Linked DNA regions of Homo sapiens: region 2 is linked to region 1. A link is an interaction called in ENCODE POLR2A ChIA-PET data of the cell type or tissue named here. Cell type or tissue: B cell. All regions are shown on one strand. Each heading gives the region's core, and the rest is flanking DNA. Links, peaks and the distances in the headings are about the cores only.

What was found. ChIA-PET counts read pairs that join two places held together with the same protein. Peaks named below come from ENCODE experiments on the same cell type or tissue, not always from the same donor. Only the 100,000 strongest peaks of a DNase experiment are listed, where the experiment ranks them.
Region 2: POLR2A ChIA-PET joins it to region 1 with 9 read pairs; 2 of 35 experiments call an interaction of 5 or more read pairs at or near these places.

Annotation. Positions count from the first base shown.
Region 1 is chr22:17,255,115-17,262,696 of GRCh38, forward strand. It overlaps CECR3 (cat eye syndrome chromosome region, candidate 3), which reads right to left. Exons shown (of 3, transcript NR_038398.2): 2 at 5,676-5,931; 3 at 1,745-3,192. Among named protein-coding and RNA genes, the nearest start is that of CECR3, 7.8 kb to the right of the region's middle. RefSeq lists an enhancer at 5,691-6,276. In B cell, for the core only: no CTCF peak of the experiment used is centred there; a DNase peak (open chromatin) is centred at 3,117; H3K4me3 peaks cover 958 bases; H3K27ac peaks cover 1,630 bases.
Region 2 is chr22:17,606,816-17,611,815 of GRCh38, forward strand. All of the region lies in intron 4 of ATP6V1E1 (ATPase H+ transporting V1 subunit E1), which reads right to left. Among named protein-coding and RNA genes, the nearest start is that of ATP6V1E1, 19 kb to the right of the region's middle. In B cell, for the core only: no CTCF peak of the experiment used is centred there; no DNase peak of the experiment used is centred there.

The DNA.
Region 1 (7,582 bases), core at 1,198-6,197:
AAGAGCCAGATCCTGTCTTAAAAAAAAAAAAATGGTTAGGGCCAAGTGGGGTGGCTCACGCCTGTAATCCCAGCACTTTGGGAGGCTAAGGCAGGTGGATTGCCTGAGGTCAGGAGTTCAAGACCAGCCTGGCCAACATGGTGAAACCCCGTCTCTACCCAAAATACAAAAATTAGCCAGGCATGCTGGCGCGCGCCTGTAGTCCCAGCTACTTGGGAGGCTGAGGCAGGAGAATCGCTTGAACTCAGGAGGCGGAGGTTGCAGTGAGCTGAGCATCACGCCACTGCACTCCAGCCTGGGCAACAGAGTAAGACTGTCTCAAAAAAAAAAAAAAACAGGTTAAAACATAATAAAAATGGAGATTTTAATAGCGCCTCCCTCACTAAATAATCCCATAGGATAAAGGATGTAAAACTTCTGCCACAATGCATGATACATATATAGCAGGCACTCAAGAAAGAATAGCTGGTATTATTCTTGTTATTATTGCAACTATAGTCGATAAAGCCTTTGTAAGTACAATCTACCAGAATACATTTCTTAAGGCTAAGTTTCTTAAATGTAACAAATAAATTCCACTATCACCTTTGAAATCCATTTATCAGTCCGCTTGGTTTATTTTCCCATGTTCTTTAGGTTGAAGGGAGAAATGGGAGATGTTTGACAGAATTTTTTTTTTTTTGATGGAGTCTCGCACTGTAGCCAGGCTGGAGTGCAGTGGCACGATCTCAGCTCACTGCAACCTCTACCTCCCAGGTTCAAGCGATTCTCCTGCCTCAGCCTCTCAAGTAGCTGGGACTACAGGCACGCACCACCACGCCCAGCTAATTTTTGTATTTTTAGTAGAGACGGGGTTTCATCATATTGGCCAGGATGGTCTCAATCTCCTGACCTCGTGATCCATCCGCCTCAGCCTCCCAAAGTGCTGGGATTATAGGCACGAGCCACCGTGCCCAACCTTGACAGAATTGTTTTCGGAGAGTTCCATTAAATTTGGCCTCACCAATAGGTGGGTCCACTCTATTCGGATAAGGACTAAGTCAACCGTTATCTCTGTATTCCTTTGGGTCCAGCAATGTCAGTCACAGAGTAAGTGCTCAAAGAAACGTTTGATAAATGAAATGGAATCCATCTGAAGCCCAAGAGCACTTACCTTATATAAAGCAGAGCTCAGGGAGCCTCCCTGGGAGGTAGAAGGTGCAGGAGCCATTAATCCCATAGAAATCTGAACCGGAAATGCTCAAGAAGATGGTATGCTGGAGCTTCTGCCCTTTGGAACCCCTGACCTGCAAGAGGCAACTCCCAGAGCTTCCCTAAGATAAAAGTTTTAACTGGTGCCTCAGCCAGGGAATCTGGGTTTGGGAAAAAGACAGCAATTCAAGCTGGCTGTCTGACCAACCAACCACCATTAAGGGGTAATTTTTCGTTGTTGTTGTTTTTGTTTTATACAGAGTCTCGCTCTGTCGTCCAGGCTGGAGTGCAGTGGCATGATCTCAGCTCATTGCAACCTCTGCCTCCCAGGTTCAAGTAATTCTCCTGTCTCAGCCTCCCAAGTAGCTGGGACTACAGGCACCTACCACCACGCCCTGCTAATTTTTCTATTTTTAGTAGACATGGGGCTTCAACTTGTTGGTCAGGCTGGTCTCAAACTGCTGACCTCAGGTGATCCACCTGCCTCAGCCTTCCAAAGTGCTGGGATTACAGGCTACAGGTGTGAGCCAACACACCCCACCTAAGGGGCGATTTTATTGGGTTATCCTGTCTCTGGAGAAGGAAACAGGCCACAGTCAATGAAATTAGCATTCTAAAAGCAAGAGAATCTGTAAAGTAGAAAAGGACCTTGAGATGGGAGCATGCGTTTTACACAGGAAGGCCCAGATTTGGCCCAGTCTGCCCCAAGACCACCTAACTTGTCAGTAGCAAAGCTGGGATGAATAAAAGCTCAGCTTCCTGACTCCCTGTCCCCAGTTCTTTCCACCACTCCAGCTGGCCACTCCCAATCCCCCTGCTAAGCCAACCCACCTACAGTGTCACTGTCCCTCATTCCCAAATCCCTTACTCAATCCCCCACAGCCTTTTCCATCCTTCCTGCCTTCCTAGCGCTATAGGGTTGGCGGGGCAGAGTGCTCAGAGACCAGCAAGCTGGGATGTGGGGTCTTCCCGAGGTGGTGCAGGATGTTTTGGCTGCTTAGAGGAGGAGCAGGGCAGGCATCTGCAAAAGGCATCTGCATTTCTTACACACTCCCTAACTGCCAGGCCCAGTGCCAGATCGCAGACCCTTTGTCAACAGAGATGCCCTGGCTTTGTAAACCAAGAGGGAGGCAGAAAAAGTCCTCTAGCAACACAGACTGGCCTCTGGGGGAGGCGGGAGAGGGAATTGTCTACGAAAGTTCTCATTTAAACAAACAAACAACAAGATGAAAATAATAAGCTAGGCAAAGAGCCAAGGGGGAACAGCAAGCAAACTCCTGAAATTGCACTGTAATTAAAGCATAGCTGCCTTCCAGATTCTCAAGTGCTGAGATGGGCTGGAGGGATGTTTACTAACCTGGTCAAAAGACATCAGGGCAAATTAAGCTCATCCCAGCCTTGCCTCCAAACACTTTAGAATGCAAATGAGACATGCCAAATTTGCATCTGGGGCATGAAGGGGACCAATAAGTAACCTGTACAGGTCTTGAGCGTTTGGTGAGAAGAATCCAAACTGGCCACTGTGAAGGGAGGCACTGGGGAATGCTGAGCAGGGGGTGGGGTGGCTATCCTGTTTCACCAGAGATGATTTTTTTTTTGGTTTGGTCCAGGCCGATCTCGAGGCTAGGAGCTAGCTGACTAGCCCTCCAGGACCATGCCAATTCACATATGAGAGTACACCAGACTTAGGCCCAGGAAGATTTACATGAGTTTGTGCCAGTATTAACCCCCGGAGATGCCTACCCAATCAGAGCCATTGCGCCAAGGCAAGGAAGGCATTGCCAGGGCGTTTGCATGACAGAAACTAGCATATGGGCTCAAGAGAAACCTTTCTGGGCAGGGGGAGGGAGGGCCATACCCACATGAATCACTCTCTGGTGGTTTTGCTTTGGTTTCAGAACCTGTGGCTAAGGCAGAAGGACCAGTAGGGCCCCTGGCCGCGTTGATTTTTCTCCTCCCAGCTGCTTCTGTCTCTCTCTCAGGCTCCTGGAAACAAAACAGCTGAGCAGATAAACAAGTCACCACCTGCACCCTCCTCCCCCGTGACACCGCCCCTGTCCCCAAGTCCCACCCCTTCTTCTTGCACTCTCTCCCTCCATTCCTCCCTGAAGCCAAACTTCCGGCAGCAGCTGCAGCTGCTCTCTCCCCTCCCATGCCTGCCTCCCCAGCACAGTCCCCTGCCGCAGCCCCTGCCCCACCAATGGCAAATGAGGAACATGTGTATAGAGCCCTGGGCTCTCCCTCCTCCTGAGGCCATTTCCAACAAAACACTTGTGCTTTCTGAAAGTAAGATGTGGAGCTCTGGAGTCCCCAAGGAAAACGGGTTTATGGCATCCGCCAGCCCTGGAGCCAGTGAGTGTCTGGCCCCTTGGCCCAGAGCCCCACTGCCAGGCACAGGCAAACTGGGAGGAAGGGGTTAATCTGAGCAGAGGAGGCCAGGAGGGGCCCAGTTCCATTCCCGACTGCAGGGGATGCTCATCCCCGGGATGGAGGTCAGCAGGAAGCAGCTCAAAGAGGCCAGGAGGCCAAGGCCCAGTTTAAACACTGAATGAAGGCCACCTTTTCAGTAGCATGCACATGTGTGCATGCACACACACGTACACACTCATACACACATGTTACCATGCACATAGTATCCTCTTATTAACAACGTTAAGGTTGTCACGACAGACTCTGGGTTTGGTGTCGGAAGCCCTGCATCAGGGCTGTTTAATAAGTCCCCAGCGCCAATGGTAGGCACTATGGAGGCCCAAACTGTTGGGGAGGGGAACCTCAGAGTGCCTTCTCCCAGGGAGGGGTGTGTGTGCCAGGAGCTGGGTGATGGAGCTCCTCCAGAGCTTTTCTTGGAAGTTCAGAGTTTAACTCTGGGTTAGTAGGGCTCACCTTAGTTCTGAGGCATGTAGGTGAAGACACTGCAATTAGGAAGGTGATGGGGCAGGGGACTAGCCTGTCTTCACCCCCAGGCTTATGTCTGTCTTTCTTCCTTTCTTCCTTTTCTTTCCTTCCTTCTTCCTTCCTTTCTTCCTTTCCTTCTTTCCTTCTTCTTTCTTTTTTTTTTTTGAGATGGAGTCTAGCTCTGTCACCCAGGCTGGAGTGCAATGGTGCGATCTCAGCCCACTGCAACCTCCGCCTCCCGGGTTCAAGTGATTCCCCTGCCTCAGCCTCCCAAGTAGCTGGGATTACAGACACCCACCACCACGCCCAGCTAATTTTTGTATTTTTAATAGAGACGGGGTTTCACCATGTTGGCCAGGCTGGTCTTGAACTCCTGACCTCAAGTGATCCACCTGCCTTGGCCTCTCAAAGTGTTGGGATTACAGGCGTGAGCCACCGTGGCTGGCCCTTTTCTTTTTTCTTTTTTTTTTTTAAGAAGCAGAGTCGGCCGGGCGCAGTGGCTCACACCTATAATCCCAGCACTCTGGGAGGCCCAGGTGGGTGGGTCACGAGGTCAGGAGTTCAAGACTAGTCTGGCCAACATAGTGAAACCCTGTCTCTACTAAAATACAAAAAATTAGCCAGGCATGGTGGCGTGTGCCTGTAGTCCCAGCTACTCAGGAGGCTGAGGCAGGAGAATCGCTTGAACCCAGGAGGCGGAGGCTGCAGTGAGCCAAGATCGCACCACTGCACTCCAGCCTGGGCGACAGACAGAGTGAGACTCCATTTCAAACAAACAAACAAAAAGAAAAAAAGAAAGAAAGAAAGAAAAAGTAAGAGTCTCGCTCTGTCTCCCAGGCTGGAGTGCAGTGGGGTGACCTTTCCTCACTGCAGCATTGAACTCCTGGGCTCAAGGAATCCTCCCGCTTTAGCCTCCTGAGTCTATAGGTGCACACCACCACACCCAGCTAATTTTTAAGTGTTTTGTAGAGACAGGGTCTCCCTATGTTGCCCAAGCTGGTCTCAAACTCCTGGCCTGAAGCGATCCTCCTGACTTGGCCTCTCAAAGTGCTGAGATTACAGTTGTGAGCCACCATGCCCAGACCACATTTCCCCAGAACTCTATCTTTCCTGCTTGTGGACAAGGCAGGGGATGGATTTGGCGTCTGAGAAAGACAAACACAACCTTTAATTTGCTGACTGTCTCATACCTGTCTGCACAGCCTGCTGCTGTTTCGTGTGGAAAGTAACAGTAGCCTGGATAGCTCACAGCTGGGTTTGAAACAGTTAATGGCTGAGTGACCTTGAACAAATTACTTGACCTCCCTGAGCCTGTCTTCTCATTGGTAAAATGTTAACAATATCTGGCTCTGACTCAGAGTTAAATTACTCTTTTGTTTTTCAGGTGGAATTAAGTGACAAGGCAAAGCTAATGTAAGATACATAAAACACCAAAAACACCAAGCATTCTGCCGTGAACCCATTTGGTGCTCAATAAAATCATTGCCCTTTTTTTGGTGTTTTGTTGGAGACAAAACGGAAACACCAAATGGCTGGTGGAAGTGGTAGGAAAAAAGGAGACCAAAAACCCAGTGGCTCTGAAGAGGTACCTGCAGACCCACTGGGCAGGGTAGAGAGGAGCCCAGTGGGAACTTTTCTGCCAGGAGGAATCAGCGGGCAGAGCTCTTCTTCCCATTTGTCCAGCAGGGCTTCTCATCCTCAGCACTGCTGACATTTGCGCCAGATATTTCTTTGTTTTGGAGGCTGTCCTGTGCACTGTCGGATGTTTAGCAGCATCGTCAGCCTCTACTCTCCAGGTGAAGTAGCAAGTTGTCTGCCTCCCGCAGTTATGACAATCAGAATGTCCTGGTGGAGGGGGGCAGAATCACCCTGTGAGCTCCGCTATAGAGCTCAGAGCCCCACCTCCTTTAGGAGTCTGAGCCAAGGCTGCGTCCACAGGAGGGAGTCACTGACGGTTGGAGGACTGATATTCACCAATACCTTTCCCACAAACAAGAGATGCCTGAGAAAGACCTGGTCATGCAGGAGGTGGTGAGTGGCTACTGGAAGAAATATGGTGGCTGGGGGAGGGGCAAGGGAGAAGTCTGCCTGCGGTTGAGCAGGCTGGCTGGAGAGCCAAGGCCAGTGCCCACTAGTGACTCTCCCGAGGGGTGTTGCCTTGGTGGGCTTCCCCGCTCTGGCCTTTTGTCACCTTGTTTGCTGAATCCAGGTAAAATTTTTGACCAAATTGGAAAGCAATTCCGGGGAGTTGGAGTCAGATCTGTCCCTACCCTTGCTGTTGCTAATGAGCTGTATGACCTTAGTTGAGCCATTTGATCTCTCTGCAACTGTTTCTTGGGCTGTGAAACATGGGGGTTGGAGTCTCTGATTTCTAAGGTCCTTTTCAGCTGTAAGTTCTAAGGCCTGTGAATACCACAGTGTGATGAAGCCAACTGGGTGGTGGTGAGGGCCTTGTAAGTTTCAGTCTTACTGCAAGCCGGCGATAGAATTCTCCCCATGTCTTTGTTAAGAACTCTTGGCCGGGCACAGTGGCTCATGCCTGTAATCCCAGCATTTTGGGAGGCCGAGGCAGGTGGATCACCTGAGGTCAGGAGTTTGAGACCAGCCTAGCCAAGATGGTGAAACCCCGTCTCTACTAAAAATACAAAAACTAGCTGGGCGTGGTGGCTAGCGCCTGTAATCCCAGCTACTCGGGAGGCTGAGGCAGGAGAATCATTTGAACCCAGGAGACGGAGGTTGCAGTGAGCCGAGATTGCGCCACTACACTCTAACCTGGGCGACAAGAGCAAGACTTCGTCTAAAAAAAAAAAAGAACTCTTGTTGCTGAGAAATACTTCAGGAGTTCCTACTGTGTGCGAAGCAACGTGCTCTCTGCTGTGCATGTGGGGAGGTCTTTCCCCCTTTCCTCTGAGGGCTCATAATCTAATAACAGATAAAAATAATTCCAATAAAAGGCCATAAATGCAAAATGTCTCATCCTTTCCACCGGCTTCAAAGTCAGGAAGATCTGAGTTTGAGGCTAGGTCCACCATTAGGAGTCCTTGGGTTACTCGGCTCATTTAATCTCAGTTTCTTTACCTGTAAAATGGTCATAATAACAACTGTGTCACAGGGTTATTTTAAGAGTTAAATGAGATTATATATGGGCTGGGTGCGGTGGCTCACGCCTGTAATCCCAGCACTTTGGGAGGCCAAGGCGGGTGGATCACGAGGTCAGGAGTTCGAGACCAGCCTGGCCAACATGGTGAAACCCCATCTCTACTAAAAATACAAAAATTAGCCAGGCGTGGTGGTGCACGCCTGTAATCCCAGCTACTCAGAGTACTGCTTGAACTTGGGAGGCGGAGATTTCAGTGAGCCAAGATTGCGCCACTGCGCTCCAGCCTGGGCGACAGAGCAAGACTCCATCTCAGGGGAAAAAGAAAAAAGAGTTAAATGGGCCTGGTGCAATGGTTCACACCTGTAATCCCAGTACTTTGGGAGGCCAAGGCGGGCA
Region 2 (5,000 bases), core at 1-5,000, 350 kb after region 1:
ACCATGCTCTTCCCACTGTCATTCTCTCAAACATTGAACACTGTATTAGAGACCATTTTGAGTTTGCCGTTCCCTTGGCTTCTCTGTATTCTCCAACATAACTGCTTTCCCCCACATTTCCTTAGCAATTTATTTTCTATTAAATCTGATGCTTCTCAGTTTTTTTGGCCCGCTTCTCTTCTAATTCTCCATCCAAAACCACAGCTCCAGCAGGGACTTCTGTGTTGTCTCCACATAAGCTCCTCTTCTCTCCTAACAGACTCATAGAGCTTCACCTGGAATCCTAAGGCAATTCAAACACAATGATTTTTTTCACCATTCTTTACCTGTTCTTCCTATATTTCTTTTTTTTTTTATTTTTGACATGAAGTCTCACTCTGTCGCCAGGCTGGAGTGCAGTGGCGTGATCCTGGCTCACTGCAACATCTGACTCCCTGGTTCAAGCAATTCTCCTGCCTCAGCCTCCCAAGTAGCTGGGATTACAGGCACCCCCCACCAGGCCCAGCTAATTTTTGTATTTTTAGTAGAGATGGGGTTTCACCATGTTTGCCAGGATGATCTCGATCTCCTGACCTCACGATCTGCCTGCCTCGGCCTCCCAAAGTGCTGGGATTATCTTCCCATATTTCTAATCTTCATTCCATCTACCAGTTGCCTAGACTACAAACTCTTATGTCATTCTTGACTCCTTTGCATTCACTCATCACAACTGTAAGTCACCAAGTCCTACAGATTCCTACCTTTTTAGGATCTCTGGAATAGGCCTGTCTTCTCTTTCTGCTGCCACCATTCTACTTCTCGACCTGGAAGGTAAGCCATACCCTCCTTGTTTCTACTCCACATGGTCACCAGTGGGGTTCCTCTAACACAAATGTAACCATTAAACACTATTTCTCAAAGTGTGGTTCTCAGACTACCTGCACCAAGATTACCCTGAGCTGCTGGTTTAAATGCTGACTCCTGACTAGAATATAAAAGTCTCTGGAAATGGGAATGAACATCTGCATTTTAACAAGGTCCCCCAGGTGATTTTTATGCCCATTAAAGTTAGAGAATTAGCCAAAAGGATGAAGTCCATATTCTTCAGCAGACACTCAAGGCCCTTCTAATTAGACCCTAATATGTGGCCTGTTCTCTGCCCACTCCCCACTCTGCCAGACTACCTCTGTTTCCCGCACATGTCAAATTCAGGTCTCGGTTTTTCACTCACACTGCTCTCTCCATTCTGTATCCTATCCCATGACTAATACTTCAAGTCATGCTCAAACAGCTGTAGTGGAGATGTATTATCTTGTCCAGGTCCTATTAGACTGCAGACTCCTAGAGGGGCCAGCACGATACAGGACACATGGGATAAATGTACTGTTAAATTCAAACAGCTTAGTGCCTCAAGGGAACCCAACTGAGTTATGACATGAAAACAGAAGAGTGACAACTGAGGGATAACATGAGTACCAAAACCAGAATTTTGTTTGCAACAATTTTAAAGTCAGCAGACAAACTCAGAGTGACTAAATCCGGGAAAGACATGTGGTATGAACTGAATGACTGCTTTGTCTTTCAAGGTCATAAAAAGAATTATTTTTCTCTAGCCCATTTCTTTTTGTTTCTATTATTTATTATTTTTAGAGACAGGGTCTCCCTGTGTCATTTATGCTGGAATGCAGTGGCATAATCACAGCTCACTGGAGCCTCAAACTCTTGGGCTCAAGTGATTCTCCCATCTCAGCCTCCAGAGTAGCTGGGACCACAGGCATGCGCTACCACACCTTGCTAATTTTTAAAAATTTTTTGTACAGACAGGGTCTCCCTATATTTATCAGACTGGTCTCAAACTCTTGGCCTCAAGCCACACTCCCACCTTGGCCTCATAAAGTGCTGTGACCACAGGCATGAGCCATGGCACCTGGCTAGCCCATCTCTGAAAGAATATGATGGATTACTGTATTTTGGAAAACTATCCTAAGTTGAAATTAAAACACATTCATTGGCCGGGAGCAGTGGCTCACGCCTGTAATCCCAGCACTTTGGGAGGCCGAGGCGGGCAGATCACGAGGTCAGGAAATCGAGACCATCCTGGCTAACACGGTGAAACCCTGTCTGTACTAAAAATACAAAAAATTAGCCGGGCGCAGTGGCGGGCGTCTGTAGTCCCAGCTACTCAAGGAGGCTGAGGCAGGAGACTGGCGTGAACCCGGGAGGCAGAGTCTGCAGTGAGCTGATATCGCGCCACTGCCACTGCACTCCAGCCTGGGCGATAGAGCGAGACTCCGTCTCAAAAAACAAAACAAAACAAAACAAACAAACAAACAAACAAACAAAAATTCATTCCATACAACTGCACTTCCTTTTTTTTCCTTTTTTGAGCGGAGTCTCACTCTGTCGCCCAGGCTGGAGTGCAATGACGGGATCTCAGCTCATTGCAACCTCCGCCTCCCGGGTTCAAGCAATTCTCCTGCCTCAGCCTCTCGAGTAGCTGGGACTATAGGCGCCCGCCACCACACCCAGCTAATTTTTTTGTATTTTTAGTAGAGACAGGGCACCACATTGGCCGGGCTGGTCTCAAACTCCTGACCTCAAGTGATCCATCCGCCTCATCCTCCCAAAGTGCTGGGATTACAGGCGTGAGCCACCATGCCCATCCTGCTCTTTTTTTTTTTTTTTTTTTTTTGAGACGGAGTCTGGCTCTGTCACCCAGGCTGGAGTGCAGTGGTGCGATCTCAGCTCACTGCAAGCTCGGCCTCCTGGGTTCACGCCTTTCTCCTGCCTCAGCCTCCCGAGTAGCTGGGACTACAGGCGCCCACCACCACGCCCGGCTAATTTTTTGTATTTTTAGTGGAGACGTGGTTTCACCGTTGTTAGCCAGGATGGTCTCAATCTCCTGACCTCGTGATCCGCCCGCCTCGGCCTCCCAAAGTGCTGGGATTACAGGTCTGAGCCACCACGCCCAGCCCCACACTTTCTTTTAATATCCTCCACCTCAAAATTTGAAAACCACTGTGTGTCATGAGAGATGTTACTAAAATGTAAAATAACTGTATGAATATTCCAGAGAGAAGGGAAAAAAGTTGAGAAGCACCGATATTGAAGTATTTGATAAATGAATGAATGATCTGAATTTTAGGTGTCAAGTTTTCTTATCTATGCCACTTCAAATTTTCCCTCTGAGGCCAGGCATGGTGGCTCTTGCCTGTTATCCCAGCTACATAGGAGGCTGAGGTGGGAAGGACTGCTTGAGCCCAGGAGTTTGTGAGCTATGACTGCACCATTGCATTCCAGCCTGGGCAACATAGCCAGACCATGCCTCTTAAAAAAAAATTCCTTCTAAAAGCCAACTAGTAATTATTTATATATTCTAATAGATTTAAGGCAGCTTACAGAAGTATATCTAATGAAAACGTTAATTACGTTTTTTAAAAAGCAAATTAGAAAAAATAACTAATAAAATATAAACAAGTGGATTAAAAAATTAAAGCAAAGAGAAAATAAGGGCAATAAATAACAAGTTAAAATTACAAGTCAAGTCAAATCCACTAGACCTATGGGTTGTTTACATCCAGTTATGAAAGGTCGGTATACCATCTAAGGCAGGACAGCATCAGAGAATGTATCATCAAAACCATTTCTATAATATGTTAGATGATCTTTCTCAGAATCTTTTCCACTCTTAATATTATTAACCTTCAAAAAGGTGGCATAAAAAACAAACCAAATAAAAAACCTAATTATAAAGCCTATTAACTAGCTAAGACTATAATCTTTTGCTATAACCTTGTGTGTTATAGCCCTTGCTACTTATATTTAGGAATGCTGCCAAGACATTAACATTACATGCCTCTAAACTTTTTTGAATTGTACAAATAATAATATCTATGCAGTAGATGTCACAGTTGTCATTTTTTACTTTGGGCATAAATAATGAAAAGACTATAGTCAAGAGGCTTTCTGGGCATTAGCACCCAATAAGCTAAGAATATTTTATCTACACAGGCCTATTATTAGAAGGAAGGGTTATCACTGGTGGAGACGGAGATGGGGTTGGAGAAAGGGAACTAACATTTTTTAAACACGATATGACAAATGTTACATGCCAGAGGACTTAAATGTGTTCTCTCATTCGATTCTCATAAGCACTCTGAACCAAACATCATAATGAATATACATAACATAGATAATGAATACAAGAGAAAACCGAGGGTCAGAAACAGTAATTTAGACAAACGAATATGGCAGAGTTGACATTTAAACTCATAGCTGACTGACTCTTAAGCCCCAAGCCCTTCTACAACAAACTACCTTCCCTAAGACATTATTATTGTAAAAGCCTGTTATAAATTAATTCAGTCAATCCAAGTTGCTAAAGGAATTTGAATCCCCTGGAAGGAAATCAACTCCTGATTATTGACACTTTAGTGAAGACGCAAAATAACAGTTGTCCTGAGCTAGTAACATTTTGCAGGCAACATTTCCCCAGGAAACTCTTGACTCTTTCTTTTGTATTTTAAAGGGGATGAACTAATCCCATGTGGCAAGATAAACTGGCAACAGATTTTGTATTTTCCCACATTCCTGGAGTTTCAAAGCAGATAAAGCACTTAAATTTGGGGCAACTTTTATTATTTGAAGTAATATAGGAGTTATATTAGTAAATCATCTCTATGGTGTCCTAAATATCAGTCCTTTACACTTAACATCCTCACTGACACTTACATCTGGAGGTTTCTTGGTCCCTCAAACATGTCCAAAAGTCCAGCCCACCCAGGGATGCCAAAACAAACAAACAGAAAAAAGAACTAGTTATTTTTCTTAACGAAACATTTCAGCATCTTGACTTCCCATTTTTGTTAATGGATCCACCATTCTCCTAGTCTATCCACACCTGATACTCAGAATTTAGTGATGGACTTGGAAGAAAAGGCAGAGTCAATGAATGTCTGGAAAGTCTTCCTGTAAAATCCATCAACACTAACACTGCTACTCAGTTCTCACTGCCACCATCG